2 separate regions of the Homo sapiens genome follow, and region 2 is linked to region 1. Evidence: chromatin loops called from intact Hi-C (ENCODE). Cell type or tissue: A673. All regions are shown on one strand.

Region 1 (4,000 bases):
TAAAATAACATAATTTCAAAATGATATGAATAGTGATAATTCTAGTTAAATAAAAGTGTCTCTTTTTTGTCTCATTAATTATGAAGATCTTTAGTCATGGTAACGCTATATTTAAAGAATTTAAGATTCAAGACTGTGCCACAGCCTTCAACTATTCTTTTAATAATTTAAACATTTTTACTTGTTAAACTCAAAGCCTGATAAATATTTGTAAAGCTTCATTTACACCACAGCGATCATAAAATGCAAGTGTTTAGTTCATCATTGTCTATTAACTTTCAATAAAGTAACTGAATTTTGTTTCGATTTGAGTACATAACTGTAATATTAAAAAAATTCAGACTTCTGAATCACATTTTAAAGTTAAAGTAATTGTATAATAATTTAAAAGATATGTTAAAGGACACAATTACACATTTATAGAGTAGCTACTAATCCTCCTGATAAGTCTTTGTTCGTCTGCATGTGAATTTCTCTCATAGCGCTAATTACCATGCATAGCAAATTTGACATTGTAGATTAGTTAACTTCTAGATAATATTTTATATGTGTTTCTTGTATAAATTAATCTTGCTTACAGTTAACTGCTTAGGACACTCCATTTATGTGCAGGAGATCTTAGCAAGATGTCGAAGGAATTTATTAGTATTTATTACTATTATCTTGCATAGATGTTTTGCTAAAGACAAATTACATTATTCTAATTTAGGTTAAAAAATTAAAAATCAAAGGATGGGAGTTTAGAACATTAGAACAAGGGAAAATTAGGAAATGTAAAATAAAAAACATTTTGACATGGGGTGATTAAAATGGAAAAAATATTTTTAAGATTGGTTTTAAAACAAATTTTACAGTCACAGTTGATATGTTTTAATGTCACCTGTGAAATGTATGCAAACATTCTACCTAAGACTTAAGTCGAGATATTATAATGGTAATACAAGACTTACTATACAACAAATATTTTATTCTATGTTTCTACTAAATTTTTAAGATTATATATTTAATAGACTATATATTAGACTATAATAGATTATATATTTAATATATTTATTTAATATATTTACATAGACTTTTTTGTTGTAAATTTCCTTCTCAGAACTGCTTTTGCTGCGTCCAAAATTTGGCTTGTTATGTTTTCATTTTGGTTCTTTTAAAGATAGTTTTTGATTTTCATCCTGATTTTTTCTTTGACTCATTGGTTTTTATACACATGTGGAAGAAGAACAATGGATTCTATCTCACAATATATACAAAAATCATGTCAAAATGGATTAAAGATCTGAATTATAATGATTAATTAAATTAAAACACCATATATATAATTAAGGTCTTTATTATGGTCTTTGTAATATTACTTATTTCTAAGTATCTTTGTAGCCATTTTTAATGAAATTTTTTTCACTAATTTTTGGACAGTTCATTGTTAGTGTATACAAATGCTACTGATTTTTGTGTGCAGATTTTGTATCCTGCAAATTTACCATTTGTTTATTAGATCTAACAGTTTTATTGGTGGCATTTTAATGGCATTCCATATATATTGCCTTGTCAGTAAATGACAGTTTCACTACTTCCTTTTCTATTTGAATGCCGTTTATATCTTTCTCCTGCCTAATTGTTCGGGCAATGGTATCTAGTACTACGTGGCACAAAAGAGGTAAGAATGGGCCTTCTTTTCTTGTTCTTGATATCAGAGGAACAGCTTTCAATTTTTCACCATTAACTGTGGATTTGTCATATGTGGCTTTTATTATATTGAGATACATTCTTTCTATGCCTAATTTTTGAAAGTTTTTATCATAAAAATGCTGAATTTTGTCAAATATTATTTTCTGCTTCTGTTGAGATGATTAAATGATTTTTACCCTACATGGTGTTAATGTGCTACATCACAGCTATTGATTTGCATATCTTGAACTATCCTTGGATCCCAGGAATAAATCACACTTGGTCATAGTGAGTGACCTTCTGTTGAGGATTTTTGCATCTGTGTTTGTTAAGGTTGTAGTGCCTTGTCTGGTTATAGTATCTGGATAATGCTATACTTGTATAATGAGCTTAGAAATATTCCCTCCTCTTCAATTTTTTGAAAGGGTTTGGGAAGGATTGGCGTTAATTCTTTTAAAAATTTTTGGAAGTATTCACCAGTGAAGTCATCTGGTTCTGGGCTTTTATCTCTTGAAATATCTTAAATTACCAATTCAATCTATTTGCTAGTTATAGGTTTATTCAATTTTTTACTTCTTCATGATTCAATCTTGTTAGGTTGTGTATGTCTAGGAATTTATCCATTTATTTTAGGTAATCTAATTTGTTAGTGTATAATTGTCCATTGCAATCTCTTATGATCCTTTGTAGCTCTGTGGTTTCAGCTGAAATATCTTCTTTTCATTTCTGATTGTATTTATCTCTTCTCTTTTTTTGTCTTGTTAGTCTAGCTAAAGGTTTATCAATTTTGTTTGTTTTTCACAAAGATAACTCCTAGTTTCATTGATTTACTGATTTTCTAGTATCTATATCATTCTTTCCTTTTCTGAACGTTATTATTTCCTTCTCCCTGCTAATTGCACTTTGTATTAGTTCCTTGAGGGCTAACATTAGCTTGTTTATTTAAAACTTTTCTTTCTTTACTTAGACTTTTTTTTTTTTTGTAAATTTTCCTCTTAGAACTGCTTTTCCTGCATCCAAAATTTGGCATGTTATGTTTTCATGTTGTTTTTTCAAAGATAGTTTTTGATTTTCATCTTGATCTTTTCTTTGACCCATTGGTTTTTATACACATGTGGAAGAAGAAAAATGGGCTCTATCTCACAATATATACAAAAATCATGTCAACATGGATTAAAGATCTGAAACTATAAAAGTACTAGAAGAATATATAGGAGAAAAACTGTATGACATTGGCCTGGAGACTAATATTTTGGATTTGACCCCAAAAATTTCCCAATGGAAGCAAAAATAGACAAATGAAATTACATCAAACTGAAAAGCATTTACACAGCAAAGAAAATAATTACCGGGGTGAAGGCAGAACTTATGAAATAAGAAAAAAATGCCAAATTATATATCTGACAAGAAGTTAATATCCAAAATATATATTAATTTTATTATAACTTGTAAGCTATAATTATACATATTTGTATGTTAAAAGTAGATGTTATGATATATGTATACAAAGTTGAATAATTAAATCACATTAATCAAGTTATCTATTACCTCATATACTTTTTTTTTGGTGGACAGGACATTTGAAATTAATGTGTTAGAAAGTTAGAAATTTCCAGTATACTATTAGTAATTATAGACACTGCGCTCTACAATCTGTCTAAAAGAAAATTTTTCCTGTTTAACGCTATTTTTTTGTTTGCAAGAGGGTCTCACTCTGATGCCCAGGGTGGAGTGCAGTGGCTCAATCTTGGCTCACCGCAGCCTCTACCACCCTGACTCAAGCAATCCTCCCAGTTTAGTCTCCTGGATTGGGATGATTAGTATTGTTAAAATGCTCCTACTACCCAAAGCAATCTACAGATTCAATGCAGTTCCAATAAAAATAGCAAAGACAATCTTCACAGAAATAGAAAACAATTAAAATGTGGTTAATCTTAATAAAACATTTTGAATGAGAAATAAAAGAAAAAAGAATAAGTGGAACAAACAGAAAATAAATTGAATAGAGAAGACCTAAACCTAATGAAAATAAAAATATATTCATTATGAATAGCATAAATATAATAAAAATTTAACAGTATTTTTTCCTTCTCTTTAAAGAGCTGTGTGTCAAGATGAGATCAACACTGATAAATTATTCCTTTACATTTATATTAATACCTTTAAAGAAAAAAAAATTCCAAACTTAAAAGTTCCCAAAAAATAGATAATGACAGATGTTCCCACATATTTTAGAAGGGAGGTATTATAATATTTATAACAAAACCTGCCAAGGAAATTACATTAACGAAAACTACATGCTCATAAGTCTATATTGCTATAAATTCCA
Region 2 (4,000 bases), 740 kb after region 1:
ACAATTTGTTGCACATAGCTCAACCTAAATGCATTTGGTAATTAGGGTGAGGATCTGTGTTTGCCAATTGACTTTATACAAAGAAAAATACATTTCTTAAATCTTTATGACCAGAAATCATTTTGAGAGAGGTGTCTGCTGAAGTTAGGCTCCTACCTTTCTACAGAAAATGAGAGATAGAGGCACTGTCTGCCTGAATGGTTACATTTCAAAGAGGTGGCTCTAGGGACTAAGAAGGACAATTCAGAGTCATAAAAAGGAAAGCGGCTGTAAAGAGGCTTATTTAGCTCTAAAAAAATTCTATACATTTCAAAATGGCAGGGAAAGAAGTTACAGTTACAAGTTTTCTAAAGTAAATGTTCTAAAATACGGGGTGAAGAAGTCTCTTGTCTTTAAAGGAAAAATTTAGCATCTAATTTTTTATTAGTATTTGCCCTTACTAAGATCAGTCTTATTAATAATCACCATCATCACTATCATCACCATCATTGCCATCATCGTATCCCTTATCATTATCACCATCATCATCTTCATTACTACCATCATTACTGACTAGACAATATTTAAAACCAAGGGAATGATAGGATGACAGCACACCAAGAAACAGAGGGAAAGTCCATCAAAATCTAGACTTAGATGATGAAAGACTTTATTCAAAAATATTATTGCAATAGAGAGAACCCTTCTATCTCAGAAATCTGCAAGTGTCTCATTCAAATAGGAAAGGTTTTTGATTTATAAGGAAAGGGAAAAAGACCCTTGCAGGATTTTTGTTTGTTTGTTTTTTGTTTTGAGACGGAGTCTCGCTCTGTCACCTGGGCTGGAGTGCAGTGACGTGATCTTGGCTCACTGCAACCTCCGCCTCCTGGGTTCAAGCGACTCTCGTGCCTCAGCCTCCCGAGTAGCTGGGATTACAGGCACATGCCACATACCCAGCTAATTTCTGTATTTTTAGTAGAGACGGGGTTTCACCATGTTGGCCAGGCTGATCTCCAGCTCCTGACCTTGTGATCCACCCGCCTCGGCCTCCCAAAGTGCTGGGATTGCAGACATAAGCCACCATGCCTGGCCCTTTGCAAGATTTTTTAAGGGGAAGTTGGGCATACAAGGAGCCATAGCTGTTGGAATCTGATAGGGAATGTGTCTCATCCATGGTCAGTCGATGCTCAGGAGAAGCAAGTCAGGAGATATGTTCTCAATTTTAGTGCTTGATCAAGTTGGTGAGGAGAGAAGCTTGATTAAACTCTGGTCAAGACAAGACAGAGAGTAAGAAATGGGCAATTGTAACCACCCAGGCAATGGTAATTATGATGATAAAAAGAGAAACTGAAAAATGCAAGCATAATATAGTAGTAAATGTATACTCTTTCCCACAGTCAGTTCTTTGGACAGAAGGATGCTTTGCATTCTGCAGCCATATGTTCTTTTGCTAGTTTGTTCATTCCAAAATCCAGTAGAGTTATTCTAATAGTTTCAATAAATAAGCTATGAATTTTATTTTCAGCAAAGTAGCAAGAAGGCTCTGAGAAGAACTGAGACTGTGAAGAGAAAGGGTCTCTGCTGTTTCTAGCTATTTGGCAGCATCACTTAATCATAATTAGCAATTAATAAACAAAGACACTTTACATGATAAATGCCTTTCAAGTGCCCAAGATACTTTGCAAATGATTACTTTCACAGAGACATTAATTTGCAATTTCCACCTGTGTCTGTCCCTAAAGTACAAAAATCACAAACCAGAAGCCTAAGAAACTGACTGTGCAAATAAAAGTAAATATGGTCATACTGGACCAGATGTAAGTTACAGCTTTATTTCAGGGAAAAAAATGAAAAGAATATTCTGTGAAGAATAAGTTAAAAGTGAGAGAAAAAAATTAAAAGAGATAAGATAAATAAAAATGTGGAATGGATTGCTCTGAAAAAATGCCTCTTCAATTATCTAGAAAAGATTTTTACAGATCCTTCATTACTAAATAAACTCATTTTGTGTATATTATTCAAAATGTTTGGCTACAATAGCAATAGCTAAGACCTATGAAAAGTTTTCTGTGTTCCAGACAATATTTTAAGGGCTTATTTGTATTAATTGGTTTAACTTTCACAGGCCACGGGAGGGTTCCACATTCTGAGGAGAGAGGTGTCACAAAGTCTTTCATGTTTATAATTCCATGGGTGGAAATGAACATTTTATTCCTTTACTGAAATGATTTTGAATTAAAGTCAAAATATTCATGGGAAATGGCATTATCAAGTCCTGACTTTACATTTCAATGTAAAGGAATTCATCTGTCCTTCCTAAGAGTCTATTTTGATGAAGAAAATATGAGAAAACTAGAAAACATTTACTCTGGTGGAAGAAACAGGAGGAGGAAGAAAAAGGAAAAGTACCACAAAGTGTCACAGTTCACTGAGGCAACCCAGATATGAGGTAATTTACAATAGCTCAAATCTTTTGAGAAGGTTCGTAGCCAAAAATATACTATTCATCATTTTAGTTTGCTTTTGTAAAACCAAATGAGAATGTATATAAGAATAATGAGAAAGCAAATTTTTACCTTTAGAAAAAAAGATAAGTTTTAGGGAAAAAAACTTGCATTATTTCACTAATGTATAATTTCAAAGGAAACTACAGAAAGTACATGCTAGTACCTTATTCTTAATAACCGGCAATTTCTGATATTATATTGTTTTGTGTATCCTAAGTTGTTTTTAAGTGCCCTAAAAATAAATGGGGAATAGAACCATGGAAAAGCCACCTCTCAGCTTAGATTTTTGTGAGGTATTTGTAAAATGACTTTTAAGGACAGAATTGTGTTTCCCCCTCAAATCCATATGTTGACATTCATATGGTACTGAGTGCCAGTACTCTAGAATATGTCTTTATTTGGAGATAGACTCTTTGTAGAGACAATTTAGTTAAAATGAGGTCTTTGGTATGGGCTGTAATCCAATACAAGTTGTGTTCTAACAGGAAGAGGAAAATGTGGACACAAATACAGACACAGGGAAGATGATGTGAAGTCACAGAAAGATGAGAAGATAGACATCTACAAACCAGAGAGCTGGGACAAGATCCTTCATGGGCTCTGCCAATACCTTGATCTTGAACTTCCAGCCTCCAGAACTGTGAGACAATAAATTTATTTTGTTTGAACCACCTAGTATGTGGTACCTTCTTCAGGCAGTCCTAGCAAACCAATACAAGGACTGAGCCACATCTTCATTCAAATGGCAATTTTTTAACAGCTATGATTAATGCCTGGAACTTGTGGGGAGATAGCATCCACATGAAAGACTAAAAGAGATACAGGAAAATTATAGACTAGATGTAGACATGAAACAACAGCAGCAACAAAACATTTAGTGACAGGACCACAGGTTATGGATTTTCTCTGAGCATGCAGATGTAGTCTTTCTGAAAACTTCTGGGGACTTTTGCCATCTTCATATTGGAAAACAAAGTTGGCCAGGTGCAGTGGCTCATGCTTGTAATCCCAGCACTTTGAGAGGCTGAAGTGGGTGGATCACCTGAAGTCAGGAATTTGAGACCAGCCTGGCCAACGTGATGAACCCTCATCTCTGCTAAAAATACAAAAATTAGCTGGGTGTGGGGGCAAGCACCTGTAGTTCCAGCTACTCCAGAGGCTGAGGCAGGAGAATAGCTTGAACCTGGGAGTCGCAGTAAGTCGAGATCACACCACTGCACTCCAGCCTGGGAGACAGAGTGAGATTCCATCTCAAAAAAAAAAAAAAAAAAAAAGTTTAGTTTCTGTATGCATCAAAAGGACGCCATTTCTAAACAGAAAGCTCAACACATGATTTGTAACTAGAATCAAATGGCACACAAATATATATTGACTTCTGTATTTGCCATTAAATGTACCATTTATTTAAGAAGCCTTAAGTTGAGATTGGAGTGAACTATCTCAAATATATAATGGAAGAGATGAGAGCTGTGTGCCTTTTCCCCAGCAGCAGAAAATATACTAGGAACAAGCAA

Evidence for each region. A loop is a pair of places that touch in the nucleus more often than their neighbours do. Peaks named below come from ENCODE experiments on the same cell type or tissue, not always from the same donor. Only the 100,000 strongest peaks of a DNase experiment are listed, where the experiment ranks them.
Region 2: a loop joins it to region 1, with 2.3 times the contacts of the local background. A loop is called at or near these places in 1 of 110 quality-filtered maps.

What each region holds. Positions count from the first base shown.
Region 1 is chr18:67,877,885-67,881,884 of GRCh38, forward strand. The region is part of intron 4 of DSEL-AS1 (DSEL antisense RNA 1); the gene reads left to right. Among named protein-coding and RNA genes, the nearest start is that of LINC01903, 65 kb to the left of the region's middle. In A673, no CTCF peak of the experiment used is centred here; a DNase peak (open chromatin) is centred at 1,607; H3K4me3 peaks cover 821 bases; H3K27ac peaks cover 2,774 bases.
Region 2 is chr18:68,613,037-68,617,036 of GRCh38, forward strand. No RefSeq gene overlaps it. Among named protein-coding and RNA genes, the nearest start is that of TMX3, 100 kb to the right of the region's middle. In A673, no CTCF peak of the experiment used is centred here; no DNase peak of the experiment used is centred here.